Linked DNA regions of Homo sapiens: region 2 is linked to region 1. The links are chromatin contacts, found by Hi-C or POLR2A ChIA-PET in ENCODE. All regions are on one chromosome and are shown on one strand. The core of a region is the stretch at or near the end of the contact, and the rest is flanking DNA. Distances in the headings are between cores, read along the strand shown. Region 1 overlaps MSN (moesin). Region 2 has its middle 36 kb from the start of VSIG4.

The links. A loop is a pair of places that touch in the nucleus more often than their neighbours do. ChIA-PET counts read pairs that join two places held with the same protein, here RNA polymerase II (POLR2A). Pooled maps may share reads with other maps.
Region 2: a loop to region 1 is called in a pooled map, with 9 times the contacts of the local background. The contact joins two enhancer-like sites. A Hi-C loop is called at or near these places in 5 of 50 pooled maps. POLR2A ChIA-PET finds 5 or more read pairs at or near these places in 2 of 52 experiments (GM10248 and activated T-cell).

The regions. Positions count from the first base shown.
Region 1 is chrX:65,703,763-65,710,638 of GRCh38, forward strand. All of the region lies in intron 1 of MSN (moesin), which reads left to right. Among named protein-coding and RNA genes, the nearest start is that of MSN, 40 kb to the left of the region's middle. RefSeq lists a silencer at 393-565 and an enhancer at 2,824-2,883. Within about 2 kb of position 2,694, at least 20 of the 41 ENCODE cell types and tissues checked have a DNase peak (open chromatin) inside an H3K27ac peak, as active enhancers do.
Region 2 is chrX:66,072,691-66,079,566 of GRCh38, forward strand. It overlaps the pseudogene EIF4BP9. Among named protein-coding and RNA genes, the nearest start is that of VSIG4, 36 kb to the left of the region's middle. Within about 2 kb of position 2,386, at least 8 of the 41 ENCODE cell types and tissues checked have a DNase peak (open chromatin) inside an H3K27ac peak, as active enhancers do.

The DNA.
Region 1 (6,876 bases), core at 1,444-3,943:
CAGAATTTCGCCATTTTGCCCAGGCTGGTCTTTAACTGGGCTCAAGCGGTCTGCTTGCCTCACCCTCCCAAAGTGCTGGGATTACAGGCATGAGCCACCACGCTCAGCTGGAAACAGAGCTTTTTGATTAGGGCCAGAAGCGTCCCCCTGCAACTGCATATTTGACTAATCCTGGCTTCAGCAGTTTTAACATTCCCATGAGCAATAGATGGAACCCAAGTTTGGGTTTGGATCAGCTCCAGTGTGCTTCAGAAGTATGATGCTGGAGGTTGCTGGAGTCTGTTCCTAAGCAGAGGGAATAGAGCCCTCTTCTGGCACCCTGGGCAGAGCTGGCATATTCAGGCAGCCAAAAATGGTCAGTTTCCAGTCTACAAATACTTCCTGTAAAACTTGCTGGCAGGAAGCTGGGTCAAGCAGGAAAGTGACGCTAAAGAGTGAAGCCCAGCTAGGTGTGGCCCCGGATAGGGGCTTTGCCCATCTGGAGACTTACTTTATTAATGATGGGTCTGCACTTCTTTTATTTCAGCAGCTTTGAAGTTTTATGGGAGTTGAAGGAATCTGTTGTTCTTGGCTGCCTGGATATGAACCCATTACTCAAATTCCCTTCCTCTTTCTCTGCTCTGTGCCCTCCTCAATCCCCAGCTTGAGTCTTGGCTATGCCTATTACTGGGGGCCTTCCCAACCAGTTGCTATTCAAGTTTTTCCAAAGAAAACAGTTCTGGAAACAGGGCTCTCTGAGTTCTCCTTCCATGGTGTTATAAAATATTTAGTCTCCCTAGAATGGGTGGTGGTGATTGTCTCAGATCCTGAAAGTTAGGCCTGCCCTCTGTTGAAAGCTAAACTTCCAAGCAGTGCCAGCTTGGAGTTTTTCACGGAAACAAATTGATCCAGCCTCCTCCACATAGTTTTTTTTTTAGATCAATAATAGTATGCTTGAAGTATCTACTGTTTTCTAAATGTCAGGCTGGCACTATGGCTTACTAAATAGGCTAGTGGATCAAAAGCCAGGTTTTTTTTTTTTTTTTGAGATGGAGTCTTGCTCCGTCACCCAGGCTGGAGTGCAGTGGCGCAATCTTGGCTCACTGCAATCTCCGCTTCCCGGGTTCAAGCAATTTTCCTGTCTCAGCCGCCCTAGTAGCTGGGACAACAGGCACACAACACCATGCCTGGCTAATTTTTTGTATTTTTAGGAGAAACAGGATGTCACCATATTGGTCAGGCTGGTCTCGAACTCCTGACCTCAGGTGATCCTCCCACCTTGGCCTCCCAAAGTGCTGGGATTACAAGTGTGAGCCACCGCGCCCAGCCTCAAAAGCCAGGTTTTTAGCCCCTCCTCCCACACTGCCTAGCAGCTGTGTGGCTCTGGGCCAGTGCCTACCTTTCTTTGGACCTCAGTTTCCCCAGCTGTATGTTGCAAGGTTCGAATCGAGTGATCTCTGACGTCTTTTTCAGGTCTGACAGTTTGGGATTCTGGACTGTTTATTTTCTTAGAGGACAAGTTGAAGTTCAGAAGGGAGAAGCCATATGAGATTCTAGGATGCATGGGTTGAAATAATGAGAAAATGTAAAAAGAGGAATGGCCATGCTAAGGAGCTGGTGTGTCAGCCCATGTGCCTAAGAAGGAGAGATGAGTTGGGGCTGGAGAGTATTTGCCCTGGGGGTATGGTTTGGCTAAGGTGATTTTGAAAGTAAGAACTGAAGTTAGGTTCAGACACTAAGCAGATGGTTTTCTTCCTGACTTTCACGTGTGGAGAGAAAAACAAGAGGGGTTTACCTGGGCCTGAGGTTGAACAAAAGGCCATGCAATTACGGCTGGATTAACGAAGAAACTAACTTGCTAAAGTGACATCACTGTTTCTGATTTTTTTCTTTCAATTTTCACCTCTGACCTGAACTCTGCTCCCACAGGGACAAGGTGGTTATATTTCCATTGCTAACCCTCACACATATGGTAATTGGAGGAGTAACTCTCAGTTTCCAGTGTGCCCTTGTCTTCCAGTTGAAATGCTTCTTGAGGAGCTTCGGATGACAGGGCTGGGTCAAAACAAATGAAAGGGGACCCTTGTCTCTGACGCCCTCTGGAGCAGTTGGAGTGGTTGAAGAAATACTGCTAACCCATTAAGGTGTGAGTGAGGTTGGGTGTTGTTCTCCTTTCTAGAAGCTACTGGGAAAAGGCACAGGCATAGGAAAGGTTAACCCCAGTCAGGTTTTATGGGCTGTATTGAGAGTCTGGAAGAGGTCCTAGCAGATAACTGTACCAGTTACCACTTCCAAGTCAACAGGGAAGAGGCTGACTTGCTGAGAAGTGAGTTAGTCAGTGAAGGAAGAGGAGGAGGAGCAGAATGGCCCCTAGGCTAAAGATTCAAAGCAAACCTTGTTTTCCCTCTTATGGAAAAAAGCTAGTTGAGACAGTGCTGTCATCCAGAGAGGCAAAACAGACCAGGACCTGCCCTGCCCTGCCTTGGCCCCACTCTTAGTAGCAGGAAATGGTGGGAACTGGAGCCTAAACAATGGAGTTTAGCTTCCGACCTGATGAAGGCAGTGTGAGTGACGCTGTGATGACTATTCTCTGGCCAAGGAAGATACTAGAACTCTGGGATTGCGTTGGTAGGGCACATCCTTCTTCTGGCTCCCCTGCCCCACTTATACTTGCCTTCTTCTCTACACCAGCAGCCCCACTGAAAGCCCAGCAGGGGTGGCCCCCTGGGGAGGTGGCAGGTGGAAATGAGGTCATTGAGCTCAGACCCAACTGGGCTGACTCACAACCTCTGCCCCAGTGAGACAAGGGGACCTTCCCAAGCAGTGCTTCCCAGATGTGCCCAGGCTTCCTATGCCAGAATGTTTGAGTCTTAGCCAAAATAGTTGCCAAGCCAGTGTCTGAAGACAACATGACAGGAGAGGTGGGTGGAGTTGTGGAAGGAGCTCCAGGAATGTCCAGAAGACCCGCCTCCACTACTTGTTGGCTGAGTAAATGTGACCTCAGTGATGTTAAGTGAGACTGTGTGTGATGAGGCCGACACATTGTTGGCATTCAGTAAGTGTTCATTTCCATCCTTCTGTCACCTGCCTCTATGCACTTCAGTTTTCTCATCTATGAAGTGGGGATGGTAATGTTCATCCCCTCAGCTCGGAGGTCCATGCTCCAGGCAAGTTACTTGTAATTATTTGACTTACTCTCTGCTTTTCTCTCTGACTCTTCCAAACTTCTCTCCAGGAAAGAGCCATCTTATAGTTCAGTGACATGGGGTAGGTGAGGGGAAACCATTGCTAATCCCTTTTGCTGTAGCTGGGCTACAGCTCACCTGGGTGCTTCTGATGATAGGCAAAGAGAGGGTTGCTTATTTGAAACTGGCAGGCCCAGACACCAAAGTACCTCTCAGCTGCTGGTGCCAAGACAGAGGTAGCATCTGGCCTGGTTACTTTTGTGTCTCAGCCCAGCTAACTGGAGACATGAGAGAGAACCCAGTTTGTTGAAGGCTTTGGACAGTGTACCACCGAGATGAGTTTGTTTGTGCTTAGTGAAGTGCTTGGTGTGGGAAGCGTCTATGTTGAATTGCTCAGTAAATAACAGTGGGCTTATTGTTCTTGGGCAACAGGTGGGAGGGCCAGTGCATGTGAGAGGATGACACTCCTCCTTCCCCAAACACACATGCAGACATTTTGTTATTGTTCCTTCAAACCTTAATGTTCTTCTGAGACACAGTCTTTAACCTCATGCTGTGCCTAGATCCTCAGGGCCTGGCTTAGGCAGGGATCTAGGCATATAAACAGTTCTCTTCTGGGGACTACATCTTGAAATGCTACCCCATCCGGGTCAGCTCCTGTATTCCTGTCAAACTGAAGGACTGGCTGGGAATTTTCTGCCAACTTTGGAAACTTCATTTTTAGGTTCTTTCCTCCCAAACAAGACCACTGTCTTCTCTTTAGGGAGAGAGCAGCGTCTAGGCCCGAAAAGAAGACCATGGGTGCCTACTAAGGGTGAGCATCCAGTGGGCCCTCTGTGGCAGTGGGTCTGGGCCTGCAGCCCATCTTGCACTCTTGAATCCCTGATTAATCTAAGAGAGAACAAAGGGACCTTCTTTGATCAGGACTTCTATCCTATCTATCACTTTCAGGCCCCAGCTGTTACTACCCTTACTCCCTGCTACCTCTGACACGTACACAGAAAACAGGAGAGCATAGACCAATGGCCTTGTCCTCATGACTTAGTTTTTTTCTAATTTTTAATTTTAAAATTTTTATTATTTTTTAACTTGATTTTTTTTTTTAAATAGAGATGGTCTTGCTATATTGCCCAGGATGATCTCTAGCTTCTGGCTTCAAGCTGTCCTCCCACCTTGGTCTCCCAAAGTGTTGGGATTTACAGGTGTGAGCTGCTGTACCCAGCCTAATTTTGATTTTTTTAACCTGACACATCATAATAAATGCATACATAAATTGTACATATTTATGGGGTACATAGCAGTGTTTTGATATATACAATATATAGTGATCAGATCAGAGTAATTAGCATACTCACCATCTCAAACATTTATCATTTCTTTTTGTGAGACAGGGTCTCACTATGTTGCCCAGGCTGGAGTGCAGTGGCATGATCTTGGCTCACTGCAACCTCTGCCTCCCAGGTTTAAGCGATTCTCCTGCTTCAGCCTCCCGAGTAGCTGGGATTACAGGTGTGTGCCACCATGCCCAGCTAATTTTTGTATTTTTAGTAGAGATGGGGTTTTGCCATGTTGGCCAAGCTGGTCTTGAACTCCTGACCTCAGGTGATCCGCCCACATTGGCCTCTCAAAGTGCGGGGATTACAGGTGTGAGCCACCGTGCTTGGCGGGGTGTTTAACTTTCTGTGCCTGGCTTATTTCACTTAACATAATGTCCTTCAGGCTCATCCATGTTGCTGCAAATGACAGGATTTTTATTTATTTATTTATTTATTTTGAGACGGAGTCTTGCTCTGTTGCCCAGGCTGGAGTGCAGTGGCATGATCTTGGCTCACTGCAACCTCCGCCTCTCGGGTTCAAGAGATTCTCCTGCCTCAGCCTCCTGAGTAGCTGGGATTACAGGCACACGCCATCACACCTGGCTAATTTTTGTAGTTTTAGTAGAGACGGGGTTTTGCTGTGTTGGCCAGGCTGGTCTTGAACTCCTGACTTCAGGTGATCTGCCCATCTCAGCCACCCAAAGTGTTGGGATTACAGGCATGAGCCACTGTGCCTGGCCAGGATTTCATTTTTTATGGCTGAATAATATTCCATTATGTATATATGCCACATTTTCCTTATCCATTCATCTGGTTTTGGACACTTGGGTTGATTCCATATCTTGGCTATTGTGATGTAGTGATGCAGTAAACACGAGGGTGCAGATATCTCTTGGATATACTGATTTTTTTTCCTTTGGATAAATAAATGGCTAGTAGTGGGATTGCTGGATCATATGGTAGTCCTATTTTTAGTTTTCTGAGAAACCTCCATACTGTTGTCCACAGTGGTTGTACTGGTTTACAGTGCTGCTAACAGGACTCACATTTGCTTCTGAGTTAAGTGGAGACAGGAATGGGAATTCTTTTGTGTTTGTTTTTCTTTCCAACTTTTTAAAAACCCAAAATTATTTATCTCCACATTGAAGTTCAGGAAACCTCAGGCTGCTATCCCTGGGGAAGAAGCCATAGTGGAATGGCAGAAACCCTGAGTAGAGATTCAGAAAAAACAGGTTCTGGTTGGGTTTCAGCTCACACCTTCTGATTTTAGTAGAGCCCTTTTACCAGGGTGATCCTCTACGAGGGAGGAAGCATGGCCAACCCTAGCCTCTCTGACATGCTTATTCATCACTCAGGATGGGCCCTTCTTTACCAATTGATTTATTTAATAAATATTTGTTTAACGAATATTTGATTACGTACTTTGGGCCAGCACTGGGCTTCACCCTTGATCAGTGCCCTGAAGACGCTGGATTGGCATGACCTACAATTGACATGATCTGTTCGAGACACTGGCTTGCTTCCTTTGAAAATTATTTCCAATATTGTGAATTAAAGGGAACTCCTAGGCTTTAGGATATGTCCCTGGAATCCCACCCCCCCTTAGTTTCCTTCCTGGGTGTTTTCTTCCAAAAAGCCTGGTTCTGATTGTGCCCCACCCTGCCCAGAACCTCTAGACTGGCTGGCCACTGCCAACAGGATTAAGGCCCAACCTTCTAGCATAGCCTTCAATGCCCTCCACTTATCTTCCTAGACTCTGCCCTCTCTTCACTTTGCAGGCCTCATTCACCCTGGAGTAGGACTGACTTCTAAAGGGACCATCTGCATCCTTGCCTCCTTCTGGGCCATCATACATGTTGTTTTCTCTACCTGGGACATTTGAGTGCTCTTGTGCCTACCCTCACAGTCTTTCTTTTCCACAATCCAGCTTATTCTTTGGAAATCAGTGCAAACACTACTTTGAACTGTGGTTCCTAATTTCCACGAAAGGTTTTCTCTGTTCTTCTATTATGGCACTTTTCAGGGTCTCCCTTGTACATTTTAGTTTTTGTGTTTTTCAGTAAGTGCCTTGAGATCAGGGACCGGTTCTACTGGTCTGTTCCAACCATAGTTCCTTAAACATTGTGTTCCATTAATATTGGGTGAATTGAAATGAATTTATAGGAAGCTCCTTAACCTGGGGTCCTCAGACCTCTATGGGGTCCATGGACAGAATTTGAAGTGGGAAGGATATATGAACTTGGATGGAGGAAAATTACTTATTTGTTTTTTACCAACCTCTCCTTTGTAATTTAGCCATTTGTTCAATTATAATGTAGGCAAATAAAAATAAAAATAAAAATAAAATAAAGGCAGCAATAATAGCAGTACCCATGACCTTGTTACCAACTCTTAGG
Region 2 (6,876 bases), core at 1,136-3,635, 370 kb after region 1:
AATTAATTCCCATTTCTTTTTTAACAGGGAGGCAAGGTAGAGGAGAGGGAAAAAGTTTTGGATACAACTATTTGGAAGGAGAGTAGACATGAAGATGGCAAATTCTAGCTTTTCATTACCTAAAATCAATGTTTTTTTTCTTTTAAAAACCTTCCAATCTTCAGTATATCTTTAAAAGCCCACTTCTTAGCTACTAGCCAATCCACACCAATTATTTAAATTCACTTGGTAGACACCTTTGTGTGCTGGCTAAATTATATTCATTATGCCCACTGCTGAAGCATGCATAAACCAACACCCCTGCATGGCTGAACAGGGCCTAATCTAGGACTGATGGGAGAAGGGCTTGTAAACAAAGATCAAGATGTCTTTTCTCTGGTGATACTGTCTACCAAGCTGATCCCTACAAAAATTCACATAAAAGCAGGCAAGTTTAGCTACTGTGTTGCAAGAGAAACCAGGAACTTGTTAAATAGTTCTCTCCATTACCATTTATTCTCTCAAGGGAAGCTTAAAAAAAAAAAAAGAAAAAGAAAAAGAAAGAACAACACATTAGTCTGACCACCTCATAAATCCAACAAGCATTGGTGTGGCATTTCAGTGGAGAAGAAAACTTGGGGGAAAAAACCCCATCAAGGTTGTAAGAAAGGCTCCCAATTTAACTGTCCCTGTCCCTATTTATCCACCTTTATTCACCACCCAAGACCATCCATTATTCTAGAGCACTCTGATCTATAAAAGGGGTCAAAGCATCAGGAGCAGGCAGGGTGTGAGAACCAAAAGGCAAGAAACTGATTTGCTTGAGAAAAGCAGAGATTCTTCCTTTCACAGCTCTCCATGGCTGAGAGAGAGAATGCCCAAGAGATCATCTCTGTGACTTAGAGACTGCTTTTTGGGAGGTTAAGAGTCGCATGAAGAACTTAAGATGATGACAAGAGCCTAAATTTTTAAAGTTTCAAGGTTTCAACAGAACGTAGATATATTTGAACTTTCAAAAAGCAGAGTGTTTAGAAAGGGAAAACCAGGACACACAAAACATTGGGAATTACTATGACTCCCAAGTGCTTCTGGCTCCAGGAAATAACCATTCATGTGTTTGCTGGAGGTCACACAATTTTTCCCTATTACCTGGTGCAAAATGACTCATCACCTCCCAAAAGCTTCTTTTCAAACCACGATTTTCCCATTTATTTTGGTCGAATGCAGTCCTATTCGTTATGGCCTATAGACTCACTCCCAACTCCTGGGTGGTAAAAAAAAAAAAAAAAAAAAAAAAAAAAATGAGGGAATTCCCCCTAGGCTGGCCTCCAAAGTCAGGATTAAATAGGAGGAGCTGCTGGCAGCCTGCTGGAGACTAAAACAACTTGAGGCTAAATCTACCTTTCCAAGAGTGGAAAATTTATTCAGATAATGTTTGAGAATTCATATATGCCACAATAGGATAGAAACGAAACAGTAGAAATCTCACACTTTCCCTTATACCTCCCTCCTCTACTGCCCAATCAGACTCCAAATGTTATATCACTGTCTTTACCATTTCTGCTAAATTGAGGCCCCTAGGCACTAATCACACTGGCAACTGCATGGTGACATAATGCACCACAACTTTTCCACTAAAAATCTCTAGTCTCTTTCTCTCTGGCTATATTGGTGATTCTCCAGTTACTTCAGTACTTTAAAGGCTGCAGCAGCATGAATAAGAATTTCCTTTAAAAAAAATTAGGTAAGAAAGGTCTCCAGGAGATGGTGAGTTTTATTTTGTCTTGTCTGGATAGAGGTTTGATTTGCTCTCGAATGTTCCAGGGTGGAGAGAAACTAGGAGAAAGCACAGGATGTTGAGGTCTCTGTGGCTTAATCTTCTCCCTCATTTTCATCTTCACCATCAATGGAGAGAGCAGCATACTTCCTTGCAGAACTGAACTTGGAAGCTGGATTTTCCTCAGGTTTCTTTGGCTCAGGTGCAGATCTGGAGTCTTTATCCTTTTTGTCATCTTTCCTATCTGACTCCTTCCAGTGGTCTTTGTTCCCTCCCTCTCCTGGACCATGGCTAGAGTTCCCAGTTTGGCCTTTTGGGATATTCATCCCATCTCCTTCATTTTCGTCTTTCCTTGCTAGTCCTTACTCAGATGGTTGAGCTGGAGCTACTTTACCCCACCAATTGTAGGGGATTGCTGCTCTGTGTCTGAGCTCTGAGATTGAGCAGGAGGGTTAGAACTTCACTTCACCCAACCATTCTCCTTTGGTGGAGGGGCTGGCATTACCTTTAGGGACTGATCAGGTTTGGGAGGTTTAGAAGTTGGAGAGTGACAGTCTTCCTCCTTATTGAGTGTTTCATTTTCTAGTGACTTCTCACTCACTCTCCTTCGTGCATTTCTGCCGGATGTGGCGGAGGTCCCAGTCTGCAATGACTCACTTCCTGTCCTCAACTGTTCCCGTTCCTGAGTTTCTTCACTTTGTCAGCTTGGGTGTCTCTCCCGAGGCCGTCGTTCTAGTTTTGGCTCATCCAGCTGAAGCTGCAACTTCTCGTGTTCCTTCTGTAGCTGTTCTTCTACTTCTCTTTCTCTAGCAGCTGTGTCAACGGGCTTTGCCCCTCCAAAGACAGAAGCATCTCTACTGGACTGGGAGGTACTAGCAGTGGAATCATCTCCTTAGGAGCACTCCGAGGCTTTAGATTCAGTTTGGGTCTTTGGGAGGGACCTCTATCATCACCCATATAATCATCCCGAGAGTAATCATCTCTGGAGCTCCATGACCGATCATCCTGTCTGTCTTATTGGTCTTCATAGCCAGTCCCGCCTCCTCTATAGTCATCATCCCTGTGGCACCCACTGCCAAATGCCCTTCTGCCACTGCCTATCCGGGAATCATAGCGTCTATCATAGTCTCTGCTGCCTTGGTCATCATAGCGATCCCGGCTGCCACATCAATCCATATCCCAGTGTGGGCCATCCCAATACCCATCCTGATACCCATCGTGATACCGGTCTGAATCATAACTATCTCGATACTTGTCTCCAAAGCTATCATCACTTCTTAGTCATCAAAGCTGTCTGTGGCAGGACGAGCCCTCCAGTCTGTATCTGTTTTGTCAGAATCCCGATTTCTATCATGGCCAAAAGAACGATCCTCCCTGTCTTTCCCCTGTGCTTGATCAGCAACGTCCACTTGAATTTTCCTGTTACCTAGAGACTCTTCATTGAGACTCATGGAACTGAGCAGGAAATCTAGGTCCTCAATTTCAGCATAATCAAAACCTTTCAACCTCTCTGGATTGCTGGGTTTACGTGACAAACGCACTGCACTGATATTTAATCCTCGAAAGAGTTCCTTAATTGACTCTTCTGTCATATCATAGGATAGGTTCCCTAGAAAAGCAGTGTAGGGTGGTGATTTGGGAAGACGGTCGATATTGGGTTCCCGAGCAGCCCGTGGAGCAGTGGGAAGGATGGAACGGTCAATTGGAGGCACCCTATACACTTCATCATCATTACTGTGCCAAGTTGTTGAAACATCTCCTTCCAGGTCATCTGTTTCATCAGCCCAGGGTACTGGTTTGGAAACATAGGTGCTTCCTCCACCAATCCTCCCATCCTCAGCCAGAAAGTATGTTAGGGAGAGTCTTCTCCTTCTTCTTCTTTTTTGCTGAGGCCACCATGTTGGGAGAGGGAAAGAGTTTTGGGTGTGTTTCTCAGGAAGCTTTTCTCACTGGGGTTGGGCAATAAATGAGGGTCAGTAGCAGGGAATAACACAAATATAAAATGATAAAGCATGTAAACAGACAAATGTAAGCACTGCTGATGAAGGTGAAATTCAGGCAGACTCCCTTCCTCCACATGGTACTCAAGGTTTTCATGGGTAGAGATTTGCTGACAATAGTGACTTTGTGGCTCCAATTTAGTAGTATTTCTGCTGAAGCACCCACAACCTCCTAGTTTCGGGAAATGAAGACTTTTTTTTTCTTCCTATAGTTTTGTGCCAAGCAAGAGGTTTCACCCTACTTACAGAGTTAATTTCAGATATAAGATGGGGAGGGGGGGATTTTACACTACCAATGCCTGGCTTTCATTTTTAGAAGATCGCAAAAGAACAAATACCAAATATATTGTCAAAGAGTGCATCTGTGGTATATGAGAACCAATGATAATACGTGGGAGTGCAAGTACAGGGAAAATGTTTCCTTAATTATGTTTTGTTCCCCTCACTATAATATTATATTATACTTTGGACTAAGAAGAACCCTTCCCTTCCCTTTTTCTCTTCCCTTCCCTTTTTCCCTTCCTTCCCTTCCCTTCTTTCCTTCCCTTCTTCCCTTTCCTTCCCTTCTTCCCTTCCCTTCCCTTCTTCCCTTCCCTTCCCTTCCCTTCTTCCCTTCCCTTCCCTTCTTCCCTTCCCTTCCCTTCTTCCCTTCCCTTCTTCCCTTCCCTTCTTCCCTTCCCTCCCCTTCTTTTCCCTTCTTCCCTTCCCTCCCCTCCTTCCCTTCCATTCTTCCCTTCCCTTCCCTCCTTCCCTTCCCTCCTTCCCCTCCCTCCTTCCCTTCCCTCCTTCCCTCCCCTCCTTCCCTTCCCTCCTTCCCTTCTCTCCTTCTCTCCCCTCCCCTCCCCTCCCCTTCCCTTCCCTTCCCAATAGGGTCTCACTCTGTCATCCAGGCTGGAGTGCAGTGGCACAATCACAGCTCACTGCAGCCTTTACCTCCCTGGGCTCAAGCAATCCTCCCACCTCAGCCTCCTGGGTAGCTGGGACTACACATGCACACCACCATGACCAGCTAATTTTTGTGTTTTTAGTAGAGACAGCATTTTGTTATGCTCAGGCTGGTCTCAAACTCCTGAACTCAAGCAATCCTCCTGCCTTGGCCTCCCAAACTGCTGGGATAACAGGCATGAGCTACTGCACCTGGCCACAAGTAATTTTCTAACCTCAGAAGAATATGCCTGAAAATATACAGATTTCTTCAGAAACACAAATCATACATCAGACCTAAGACCCGGTATAAGATATTGATCATAATTTAGTTTTCTCCTAAAAAATGTCTGATTGGTTAAGGTTTCAAAGTAAACATTGAATCAATATTCAAATGTACAATCAGGGATGTATGATAGAATTATGCTACTTCTCAGCTAGATTTGAGGTTCACTAGCTATATACTTGGATTTCCAAATCCCAATCACCATCGTAAATAGTGTTTCTTGGTTTATCAGAAAGGAAAGTGAAAGAGTGTGCAGAGGTACCCTTCAAAGTCTCTGCAAGCTTCTGTTGATATATTCCTGCCTTTCTTCCACTCTATCCAAAGTGATTTCCAGATTATGAAAAAAATTACAAAGTAAGCATTCTCTTTAAAAACATGTGGAGAACCCCCTAGTTTAAAGAAGAAAGAGATTTTGTACCTGTTCATTATAACATTACATTGAGTATCTGGTTTGTCTTCAATCAAGATTGGAGCATTGACATGGAAAGGAGAAAACACCAACTCCAAAGAAATATTTATAGTTGCCTCTCCAAATAATTCCTGGATCATTAGTTCTTGGAAATCTGGTACCACTAAATCCAAACCAATGGCCAGTGAATCTTCACTCATAGGTACATCCTGAATTGATATTTTGGGGTATTTCCTGAGAAATAATCAACACAGGAAAATATTAATCCTACATGTTGCAAGAGCTCAAATTATATGGGCTGTAGCATATCTATTAGTTACATAATATCAACAGATGATTTGCAGTGTTTAGGTCAACTAACGAATAGTGTGCCCACAAATTCTCCTTTCATTTTATTTGAATATTATATAATACAACATCCAAACATTCTCACAGGACAACAATTCTATCACTTCAATTTAATGAAAAAAAAAGACATCACACCTGGAATAGCTATTACAAAAGAGACAGACAAGTGTTGGTGAGGATGTGAAAAAAATAGGAACCCCTATACGTTGCTGAAATAAATAAATGTGAAATGGTATATCCACTTTGGAAAATAGTTTAGCTATTTCTTAAAAAGTTAAGCATAATGTTTTCCACTCAATTCCAATTACTTCCAGCAATTCCATTTTTGGTATCTATGCAAAATAATTGCAAACACATTTCCACATAAAGATTTTCCTGTGAATGTTCATAGCAGCATCATTTATAATAGCAAAGAATTGGAAAATAACAGAAGTGTCCATTAACTGATTAATGTGTTAAGTGAAATGTAGTATATCTATATAATGAAATATTATTCAGCAATACAAAGAGTTGAAGTAATGATCTATGCCACAGCATAGATGAAAACACTATGCTATGTGAAATACGCCAGACACAAAAGACCACTTGTATTATTCCATTCATATGAAATGGCCAGAAGAGTAAAATCTATAGAGACAGCAAGTAGATTAGTAAATGGCCCTGAGGGGTCTTATTAGATTGATGAAAATCTTCTAAGATGGGATTATGGTGATGGTGACACAATTCAGTAAATCCACTACAAATTGAATTCTACCCTTAAAATCGGACAAATTTTATGATATATAAATTATCTTTCTCTCCTTTTTTTTTTTTTTTTTTTTGGATGTAGAGTTTTACTCTGTCGCCCAGGCTGGAGTGCAGTTGTGTCTTCTTGGCTCACTGCAACCTCCACCTCCCGGGTTCAAACTATTTTCCTGCCTCAAACTCTGTAGTAGCAGGAATTACAGGTATGTGCCACCACACTTGGCTAATTTTTGTATTTTTAGTAGAGACGGGGTTTCACTGTGTTGGCCAGGCCAGTCTCAAACTCCTGACCTCAAATGATCTGCCCGCCTTGGCCTCCCAAAGTGCTGGGATTACAGGTGTGAGCCACCCTGCCCGGCCTATAAATTATTATCTCTATAAAGTTGTTTATATATACACATATAAATTT